Regions from separate parts of the Homo sapiens genome. Here region 2 is linked to region 1. A link is an interaction called in ENCODE POLR2A ChIA-PET data of the cell type or tissue named here. Cell type or tissue: A673. All regions are shown on one strand. Each heading gives the region's core, and the rest is flanking DNA. Links, peaks and the distances in the headings are about the cores only.

Region 1 (5,363 bases), core at 72-5,071:
GGCAGGCACATGCCAGAGCCAGAGGTCCACTCACTGACATGCACACGCTCATGCTCAGATCCATCTAGGTTCACATACATGCATGCACACATGTGCTTGGGGCACAGAAACACAGATCCTCAGTGTGTGTGTGTGCATGTGCATATGCCACAATGTACCGTTTTTTTCTTACCTTGAAATACCCTGGCCTCTGCCCTTGCAGTACTGGTGCTTGTGGGTGGCGAGGGGCACTGTCCTTCAGGGCACCATACACAGTGGCACAGGTTGCTCTCTGCTCGCACAGGTGAGTAGGGGCTGATATCTGCCCAGGGCTCTGCTTGCCCAGCCATGTGTCCTGAGCACCAGAACAGGACCGTGTCCACTGAGAGGAGAGAATGGTTTTTCCAATATTGCATGAAGGTACTGTTTGTGAAATCATGCACCACAGGGTCACGTCCGCATAGAACTGTGTTTTCTAACCCCCATGAAATGCCCTGTAGGCTGGTGGCTTTCTTGCCCCTCACAGCCTGGGCAGGGCCTCCAGCTCACTGCTTAGTCTTGAATATGCTCAACCTCAATTCTAGACTCCCCTTTGGGGGTGGGCACACCTTGCTTGGGTGAGAATGGGGTTCTTGGGTAGTTCCAGTCAGGGGCCTTCTGTGCCCTAAGGGCAGAAGGGGGCTAACTTTGTTGGGCCAGCAGTCCCCAGAGGAAGGAGAGTTGGGGAGGAAGGGGAGATCAGGAATGGCTGGTGGTCCCCCTGGTCAGGGATGGCATTCTCTAGTAAGTGGGGCCCACATGCACTGAAATTCAGTTTTTCTTAGGATGCAGAGGAGTGTTGGGTGGGCGGGTGGCATCTGTGCTAAGTGTGCACCTGTGAGTATTTTCCAAATGCTGCAGCTGCCTGAAGTTGGGGAGAGGCGGGAGGCTGCCTGGGGTCCTATCAGACTCCTCTGGCTCCTAGGAGCACCCCATTCCAGGATGCATCCTTAGTGTAGAGCTGGACCATGAGTCATTGTGAGTCTGCACCCACAAAACCCAGCAGCACGGGCAGCGGTTGGGCTTTTGGCAGGGAGGAGTCTTTGAGGAGCCCGGTCCTCCCCTCCTCCAGGTCCTGCCAACTCCTCACCAGGACAGCCTCTTCTGATCCTTCCTGAACTGGTGTGTGATCCGGGAAAGCCCAGCACCCTACGTTAGGTGACTTGATTGCCCCAGAGCCTAGGCCGGGTTGAGTGAGCCCAGGGAAGGAAGTCCTCATGCGTTCTCATGGGTTCTCCAGAGCCTTTTATCTTGTGGAGAGGAAGTGGGGTGTGGGACACTGGGAGGAAACGGAGAGGAAGCCATGTGGGAGACAGAGGCTACCATGAGAAGGGGGCACCGAGGGGGAGTCATGGCAGTGTGGGGGGGTGTGGGTGAGGGGAGGACACCTCAGGAGATCGTACAGTCAAAGCCTTGGGCAGAGAAGGGCCCAGGGAAGCCCCAGAGGAGCTGCAGATGCAGGGGACAGGGCTGGGACCCAGATATGGAGACCAGGAAGCAGCTGGGGTTGGAGGGGCAAGAGGTCAATGTGAGCAGGCCTGGGAGGAGTCTGGGGGCAGAGGAAGGCTGCAGAAGGGTGACCCGAGGAGCCTGTGTGTCCCAAGGGCTTAGCTAGGGAAAATGGTTGTAGGGGGCTTAGGCTGGGTAAGACTTGTTTGTGGTCCAAGGCCTGAAGCCCCCATGCCCTAGCCTGGCTGGGGACAGCAGGTTGGTAGAGAGCCAAGCTCTGTGCCCTGATCAGCCTGTCAGCCCCTCTAGGGCAGGATGTGGCCTCAGCAAGGGCCTCCTGGTCTGGTCCTGTGCCCTGGGCCTGGCACTTTGCTGGGGCCCCAGCTATGACCAGCCAGCTTAGGCCAAGCCTTGACGCTGGGGTTTCCAGCAGCAGCTGGTGGCCCAGTCTAAGATGGAAGGTGGTGAGCTGGGGTGGGAGCTGGTTTGTAGAGAAAGGCTGCTGCCAAGGTAAGCTCTCCATAGTGCCTGCTGCCTAAGAGGGTGGAGGGGGTGGGGTGTTTAGAACTCAGCTGCTCTGGCCTGTGAGAGAGACGCCCACTCCCTTCCCTAGATACCTAGCCTGGCCTGGCTCAGAGGAAATGCCTGAGGAATATTACTCCCCTTCCCCTGGAAAAGCATAACGAGCCCCAATTCTGTGCCAGGCCCACTGCTGGAGGTTAGGGAGACAGATAGGACCCGGGCCGTTGGCCCTTCCCTGGCAGTGAGTACAAAGCCATGCCTCCAGGACAGAATTGGGATATGGTGTCAGAGACACTCAAGGCAGGGAGCATCCTCTGCCTGGAAGAGGAGGTGTTTGGCCAGACTCTGAGATGTCAGCAGGGAAGGGTGTTCTGAATAGAAGGCAAAGGTCAGGTAGAGGGCTGGTGGTATGGACCAGCAGGAAGGACCCCAGAGGCACTCAGGGTTCATGCAGGGAGGGGAACCCTGCCATGATTGGGCCCAGGTTACGACCGCTCGAGAGGCTGCCAACCCTCCTGAGAGCTGACAGCTGAGTTTGCCCCTTACCTGGAGACCAGGGTGCTGGCTTTCCTTGTCTGGATCCCAGGTGGGTACAGGAAGACATATTTGTTCATCCAAAGGCTAGAGGTCCCACAAGAGCCAAGCCTTGGCCTCATCCTGGGCCTGGAGCCTAATACCCCAGTTTTATAGATGAGGAAACTGAGGCCTAGAGACTGGAAGAAACTTGCCCACAGTCACACAGGAACTCAGTGACAGAACAGGTGTTCTGTCATCCAAGTTAGCATCCAAGCCAAGAGTCAAGCAGCCCCAACAGATTCCTGGAGGCATTGGGAGGATGACTTAGGTTTTCTTGGGCTCCTCATGAGATCTAGCCCTTCCCCGGCCTCACTCACCTTGCTGGGCACCTACACCTGGTGATCTTGGGAAGTCCTGCCCACCCAGGCCTCAGCATTCTTATCCATAACGAGCTGGGATCAGATAGTCCCAGCTCCACAAAACATGCTACTTTGCTCGTAGCTCAAAGTTTTTCACTGTGACTGAGCCTTTGGAGGGCCAGGAGCCCTGGGGTTTCAAAATCTAGGGTGTAGGTGAGCCCCTGGCCAGGGGAGATTGGAGTCGGGTGGGAAGAGCAGCCTGGGGAGCTCAGCAAGCCTTCAAGTTCAATGGAAAGGTCTTGGCCACAGGCTGGCTGGCGTGGCCAAGGACAGCTCTGTAACATTGCTGGAGCTTGTGATCTGAAGGTTGGCAACAGTGTTTGAACTCAGGGCAGAGGCAGAGGGCTGTGGGTGGGTGGGGAGCAGGAGAAGAGCGCCAAGATGTGAAGGTGGAATGTGGCTGGCCTGGCTGCAGTGGGGCTGCAGTGGGGCAGGCGGGACCTGGCAGTGGAGGCCCTGGGGTGCTTTACCACCAAGAGGCTGAGGGGCTTCTGGGCGTGATCTATGAAGACCACACCCTGCAGAGACCAGCGAGAGGCACTCAGATGTGGGCAGGGCTTAGGCTGTGCTGAAGAGAGAGCCAGAGAGGAAACCTCCAACCCTCGTCAGGCCCAGAGGTGCCCCTGCAAGAGGAGCAAGTCCTCCCACCAGCCACCTAGAGCTGAGCCCCAGCTCCCTTCTACCCCAAACCAGGAGGTTGCACAATTTTGGTTTGAGAGGAGGACCAGGAGGCTGATGGGAGTCACAGTTGTTGACTCAGTGGCTGATGGGAATTGTGTTCTACACTCCTCCAAGGACTGATGGGAGTTATAGTTCTCACCTTTTGGGGGCTGATGGGAATTGCAGTTTCTGCCCAAGGGACTCCAGTTATCAGACCTAGAGATGGGGAGACCCATTCTCCCCTCACAAAGCCCTCCCCTCTCATTCCCATGGGCCCTATTTAGCAGGTGCTTCCCTCCCAGATGGCTGTGTATGTATTTTCTTTTCTTTTTTTGCTTTCTTCTTCTTTCCGTTGTTTTGTTATTGTTTTAACTATAATAAGAGGGCCAGAGGCAGTCAAGCCCTGGCCAGGTCCTGGCGGCCCATGGGGGTTCTGGGGAGGGGGAGGGGGGAAGTCAGTGGGGGTCAGAGGTGGAGGGTGAAGAATGAGAAAGTTGGGGAGTTAGGCTTAGCTCAGGAACCATGTGTCCCTGCCCACTCCCCTCCTTCCTTGCCCCTCCCTACCTCCCTGCCTCTACATGGCTTCTCTCCACCCCTCCCAGAGTCCTACGGGACAGGACCCTGCTCCAGTGGTATCCAACTCCTCCCTGCCCACTCTTCCTCATGGGCCACCTCACCTCCCACTTTCGATGTCTCGCCTCCCGTGGCCACCCTGCAATTAGCTTTCCAAGCCCCCTCCCGTGGCCGTCCCCTCCCAAGACCTCTCACCCATGTAGCAATCCCTACATGGCTGCCTGTCATGTCCCTACTCTCTAAGCCCTCCTGCCCACTGTTCCTCCCTCCCCGACATGCTGACACCAAGTGGTGGAAACCACCCCTCAGCCCCAGCCTGCCCTGTGCAGAGTTCAGCTTTGTGTTGAATGAGGGGGAGAGGGACAAGTGAGGGCGGAGAGAGAGTTCAGGAGGAGGCAGGATGCGCAGGGAGCAGAGAGTGAGGGAGGGAGATACCGAACAGATAGACAGAAAACGTTGTACGGAAAAGTTGTTTTTTCTTATTTTTTTTCCGGGAGAACCCGCTTACACAGCTCTGTTTGTAATTTTTTTCTTCATGCTAAAATCACACGGCCTATTTGTTGATGTAAGTTGCCTGAATTCCGTGGTATGCTATCTTCTTTTTTAAAAACAAAAGCAAAAAAAAAAAAAAAAAGCAAAAAAAGAGAAAAATCTAGAAAAAAAACCCTAAAAGATATTGTTGTTAGGTTTGTTTAAATGCTGCTGTTGTATCTGTTTTTAAAGCCTTAAACCAGTAGAGTTTTTTTTTCTGTTTCTTTTCAATTTCCTTTCCTTTCTGTTCCTTTTGATTTCTTAAGACAAACAAAAGACCAAAACCCAGAGAGTCACAGAGCCCGTGCGTGGGGTGCCCAGGGCATCTGAGCCGCTGCCCGCTTAAAGCGCAGTGCTCGGCCGGCTGGCGGGCGGGCCCAGCCCGCTCTAGTCTCCGCCAAAGCCAATTGGAACCGATTTGGGTGTGTGAGGCTGTTGTTTCTCTCTCTGTGCCGGCCGCCTGCGCCCTGGCCCTCGCTGACGCCCTCTCTTTTCTCTTCTCTCTCTTGTTCTAGGAGGAGAGTTAATATTGCCCATTATCACGGAGGACTCCTTAGACCCCCCTCCCGTGGCCACCCGATCCCCCTTCGTGCCCCCGCCCCCTACCTTCTACCCCTTCCTCACGGGAGTGGGCGCCACCCAAGACACGCTGCCCCCGCCCGCCGCGCGCCGCCC
Region 2 (5,363 bases), core at 1-5,000, 140 kb before region 1:
CTCAGGCTGCACCTGGGTACCACATGGCCAAGATGATCATCAGACTCGTCACAGCCATCGGGGATGTGGTCAACCATGACCCGGCAGTGGGTGACCGCCTCCGTGTCATCTTCCTGGAGAACTACCGAGTCTCACTGGCCGAGAAAGGTGGGTGCTGCCAACAGGGACCCTAGGGAGGCTCTGACTAGTTCAGTCTCAGGAAGAGGTATCAGTCGTCTCTTCCTGGGATACTTGTACTTGAAAGAAGAATCTGGAGAGGGCAATGCTTAAACCATGAGGAGGCCAGGCGCAGTGGCCCATGCCTGTAATCCCAGCACTTTGGGAGGCCAAGGTGGGTGGATCACCTGAGGTCAGGAGTTCGAGACCAGCCTGGCCAACATGGTGAAACCCCGTCTCTACTAAAAATACAAAAATTAGCTGGGCGTGATGGCAGGTGCCTATAATCCCAGCTACTTGGGAGGCTGAAGCAGGAGAATCACTTGAACCTGGGAGGCGGAGGTTGCAGTGAGCCGAGATCACGCCATTGCACTTCAGCCTGGGCAACAAAAGCAAAACTCCGTCTCAAAAAACAAGAGGAAACAAAACAAAGCAAAAACCCCATGAGGATGCCCTCTAATGGTGGAATTTCAGGCAGTACAGGGTGAAATTACCTTCAAATCTGCAACAGAGGTGGGGAAATCCAGGTTGGACCTAGATGGTCAAGAATCAACAAGAGGTAGAGGGCAGTGGGGGTGCGGTGTGAGAGGGAGGCTTGGCTGGTGAAGACTGGGAGTTTGGGGTGGGGCGACTCTGAGTCCAGCTATGCCTGGGGCCAGCCTAATCTGAGAGTCCCCAGCTGGTGTGAGGGTCTTCCCTGAGTTGACTTGTCCCCCTGCTGCCACCCCACAGTGATCCCAGCTGCAGACCTCTCTGAGCAGATCTCCACTGCGGGCACTGAAGCCTCAGGCACCGGCAACATGAAGTTCATGCTCAACGGGGCTCTGACCATTGGCACCATGGACGGGGCCAATGTGGAGATGGCAGAAGAGGCGGGAGAGGAAAACTTCTTCATCTTTGGCATGCGGGTGGAGGATGTGGATAAGCTTGACCAAAGAGGGTATGGGGGTCAGGGTTCACGGGCAAAAGACACCCAGGTGTGGCTGCTGGAGAGTGGTGCTGGGAGCAAGCGGCACGTCTGGAAAGACTGGTCCAGGCCCAGCAAGGTCTTGGTCATGGCCAGCAGGATTCTGGGAAACTTTAGAGGGCGCTTACAGCAAATAAGGTTAATGAAATTGGAAAAGAAAGAAGTAATATAGAACTGAAGGAAAAGGAAGAGAATATTATATCAACCCTAAGAGATAATATTGTTTGGGAAATGGAAGTAAAAAAATCCTTGCTCTACGCCGGGTGCGGTGGCTCACACCTGTAATCCCAGCACTTTGGGAGGCCAAGGCGGGCGGATCACAAGGTCAAGAGATCCAGACCATCCTGGCTAACACGGTGAAACCCCATCTCTACTAAAAATACAAAAAATTAGCCGGGCGTGTTGGCAGGCGCCTGTAGTCCCAGCTGATCGGGAGGCTGAGGCAGGAGAATGGTGTGAATCCAGGAGGCGGAGCTTGCAGTGAGCCGAGATCGCGCCACTGCGCTCCAGCCTGGGTAACAGAGTGAGACTCTGCCTCAAAAAAAAAAAAAAAAATCCTTGCTCCCTGAAAGCCATGGGCAAAAGGGAAATATGGGCACAGTAGTTACAAGGGGCCTATGGTCAGAAACAGTTCTTCAGAGAAGACATTATCCTGGCATTACATTAAAAAATTTTATTTTATTTTATTTTAATGTATTTTTTTTTTTGAGACGGAGTCTCGCTCTGTCACCCAGGCTGGAGTGCAGTGGCGCGATCTTGGCTCACTGCAAGCTCCGCCTCCTGGGTTCACACCATTCTCCTGCCTCTACCTCCCGAGTAGCTGGGACTACAGGCACCTGCTGCCACGCCTGGCTAATTTTTTGCATTTTTAGTAGAGACGGGGTTTCACCATGTTAGCCAGGATGGTCTCGATCTGCTGACCTCGTGATCTGCCTGCCTCGGCCTCCCAAAGTGCTGGGATTACAGGCGTGAGCCACTGCGCCCGGCCTTTTGTTTTGTTTTGAGATGGAGTCTTGCTCTGTCACCCAGGCCGCAGTGCAATGGCACGATCTTGGCTCACCGCAACCTCCACCGCCCGGGTACAAGCGATTCTCCTGCCTCAGCCTCCTGAGTAGCTGGGATTACAGATACCCACCACCACGCCCAGCTAATTTTTGTATTTTTAGTAGAGACGGGGTTTCATCATTTTGGCCAGGATGGTCTCTATCTCCTGACCTCAGGTGATCCACCCTCCTCGGCCTCCCAAGTGCTGGGCTTACAGGGGTGAGCCACTGCGCCTGGCCTATTTATTTTTATGTTTTTGAGACAGAGTCACTCTGTCACCTAGGCTGGAGTGCAATGGCATGATTTTGGCTCACTGCAACCTCCGCCTCCCAGGTTCAAGTGATTCTCTCACCTCAGCCTCCCGAGTAGCTGGGATTACAGGCACCCACCATCACGCCCAGGTAATTTTTGTATTTTTGTAGAGATGGGGTTTCATCATGTTGGCCAGGCTGGTCTTGAACTCCTGACCTCAAGTAATCCACCCGCCTCGGCCTCCCAAAGTGCTGGGTTTACAGGCGTGAGCCACCGCGCCCTGCTTGAATCCTGATATCTTAGCATTGGAGAGAGATTTTCCATGTTATTAGTCTTCAAAAATATTTTAAATGTTTGTATAACATTCCATCCTATGAGCATGTCACAACTTATTTAATCAATTCCATGTGGCTGGACACTAAGGTTAATTTCCGGTTTGTTAAATATTACTGTGATGAGCAACCTTTTAATGTCTACGTCCACATCTGATGATTTCCTTAAGATAATTATCAGAAGGGTGATATTTCTGAGTTAAAAAGTATGAGTTCTTAAGGCTCTTGATACAGATTGCCAAACTGCTTTCCAGAAAGTTTCTCCCAGTTTACACTCCCACAACAGCTTCCCAGAGTTGGCATTAAACACTGAAAGAAGTGTCTCCTGTGAGGCTTCACTAGAAAGCTGGCTGTCCCATGGGCAGGAGGGAGCTGTGAGATGTTGTGAGCATGGTCCCGCATGCTCAGAACGAGGCCTGGAAGAACCCTCTGGCTGCAGGATGGAGACAGTGCTGGAGGGGGCAGGTGGGGGACCACTGTGGGGGCTGACACCATAATGCAGGGAGAGTTGCCTGAGAGTCGCACAAGGGACTAGAGAGTCGCACGAGGGATTAGAGATTTTGTGGGGAGCGCTGGTTTCTGGTTGGAACGGTTAGGTTTTGAGACTGGCCTGTGGAGCGCTTTGAGCCGTGGTGGGGGCGCTGAGGGTCAGCTGAAGGGTTATCTTTTTTTTTTTTTTTGAGATGGAGTCTTGCTCTGTTGCCCAGGCTGGAGTGCAATGGCATGATCTCGGTTCACTGCAACCTCCGCCTCCCGGGTTCAAGTGATTCTTCCACCTCAGCCTCCCGAGGAGCTGGGATTACAGGCACACGACACCATGCCCGGCTACTTTTTGTATTTTTGTAGAGACTGGGTTTCACCATGTTGGCCAGGTTGGTCTTGAACTCCTGACCTCCTCAGATGATCCGCCCACCTCGGCCTCCCAAAGTGCTGGGATTACAGGCGTGAGCCACCATGCCTGGCCCAGTTGAAGGGTTGTACCTGTTAGCTGCTCTTGCTGCCCCAGGGCAAGGCCGGATATGGACTTGGGCTACTGGAGGAGAAAAGCCATTTTGGAGCAAACAAACTGGTTAAGAGACAGCAGTGGCGTGTGGGAGAAAAGAGCTTGTTTGGGGGCCTTGGCTCTAACACTTAGCTTTCTGTATCCTCCGGGCCTCAGTTTCTTCATTCACAAAGGAGGGATGAAAAGCTGAGCAGAGAAGGGGAGTTGCAGGGAGGCCCTGCAGGGGCGATGTGGCAGCCCTGGGGAGCAGCAGGCTGGACCTGGGTTTTGACCCTGGGGCATGGGACTTCTCAGCTTTTCTCTGGAAGAGGAGCCAGGAACCCCTTTCCGGGGAGCTGACCACAGCTCTGTCCTGGCAGGTACAATGCCCAGGAGTACTACGATCGCATTCCTGAGCTTCGGCAGGTCATTGAGCAGCTGAGCAGTGGCTTCTTCTCCCCCAAACAGCCCGACCTGTTCAAGGACATTGTCAATATGCTCATGCACCATGACCGGTGAGCTGGTTGGCCCGGGAATCACTCAGGTGGGGCCGCAGGGCAGATCGAGGCTCAGGTGTGTGGTGGGGAAGCCGGACGCGGGTCCTGGTAGTTGGAGCCAGGCGCCTTTGGAAGCAGCATGACCCTCTAGGTCCCCGGCTGTCCACTGGGACAGGGCAGGCTTGGCCCTTGACCTCATAGAACTTATCCTAGCCCCCTAAAGGAATAGCACATGCCTATCCTTTCCCCTCCAGGTTTAAAGTCTTCGCAGATTATGAAGACTACATTAAATGCCAGGAGAAAGTCAGCGCCTTGTACAAGGTGAGGGGTCCTGGGCCAGGGGTTGGCAGGGCTTTGGTGGCCCTGGTTGGGATGAGGCAGAAGGTGGAGATCCTGCCAGCAGAGTGAACCAGAGCTTCCCTTTGACCTGCAGAACCCAAGAGAGTGGACGCGGATGGTGATCCGGAACATAGCCACCTCTGGCAAGTTCTCCAGTGACCGCACCATTGCCCAGTATGCCCGGGAGATCTGGGGTGTGGAGCCTTCCCGCCAGCGCCTGCCAGCCCCGGATGAGGCCATCTGAGCCTCCAGACCAGACCCCAAACCAGCCCTTGAGTCTGTCACACTCTCTTGGGCCAGCCCCAGCACCTCATGCAGAGGGTGGGGTACTGGAGTTAGATCTCTAAGCCCCTCCTGGAACCCTCATTTTCCCCACTCTCAATGTCCCAGTGTCCAGCGTGACTAAGGACACGGGCCCCCTTCCGTCCTCGGGCTCCCGGTCCCCTCCTATTTATGGGGTCTGACCAACTGCACCCACTCCCTAATAAATTCATTCTCCTTGGGAGCCTCCTTACTCCTCTTTGTTGGGAAATATTTTTAGCTCTTGGCGGGCTCAACAGCAGCCGCGCAGTCACCCCCTTATCCTCCACCCTCGGCAGGTGCGTCCCACGGCGGGACGGTGATGGGAGGTGGAGGGGGCGACCCGTGGGGGCGGGGCCTAGGCCTCTCCAGCCCCTTTCCTGGCGTCACCCTCCACGCCTCTCTTCCCAGTGCCGTGTCCATACTAGGTCAGCGGCCAGCCTCGCTGGCCGGGGGCGGGGCGTCTGCCTGGGTGGGGCCCACCGGGGCTGGGA

Evidence for each region. ChIA-PET counts read pairs that join two places held together with the same protein. Peaks named below come from ENCODE experiments on the same cell type or tissue, not always from the same donor. Only the 100,000 strongest peaks of a DNase experiment are listed, where the experiment ranks them.
Region 2: POLR2A ChIA-PET joins it to region 1 with 10 read pairs; 2 of 35 experiments call an interaction of 5 or more read pairs at or near these places.

What each region holds. Positions count from the first base shown.
Region 1 is chr11:64,607,923-64,613,285 of GRCh38, reverse strand. NRXN2 (neurexin 2) reads left to right here. Exons shown (of 23, transcript NM_015080.4): 23 at 5,204-5,363. Among named protein-coding and RNA genes, the nearest start is that of SLC22A12, 19 kb to the right of the region's middle. In A673, for the core only: no CTCF peak of the experiment used is centred there; no DNase peak of the experiment used is centred there.
Region 2 is chr11:64,746,109-64,751,471 of GRCh38, reverse strand. It overlaps PYGM (glycogen phosphorylase, muscle associated), which reads left to right. Exons shown (of 20, transcript NM_005609.4): 16 at 6-147; 17 at 889-1,096; 18 at 4,114-4,248; 19 at 4,485-4,551; 20 at 4,664-5,074. The coding sequence ends at 4,813. Among named protein-coding and RNA genes, the nearest start is that of RASGRP2, 4.6 kb to the right of the region's middle. RefSeq lists a silencer at 5,104-5,363. In A673, for the core only: CTCF peaks have their summits at 410 and 630 (motif pointing left); no DNase peak of the experiment used is centred there; H3K27ac peaks cover 417 bases.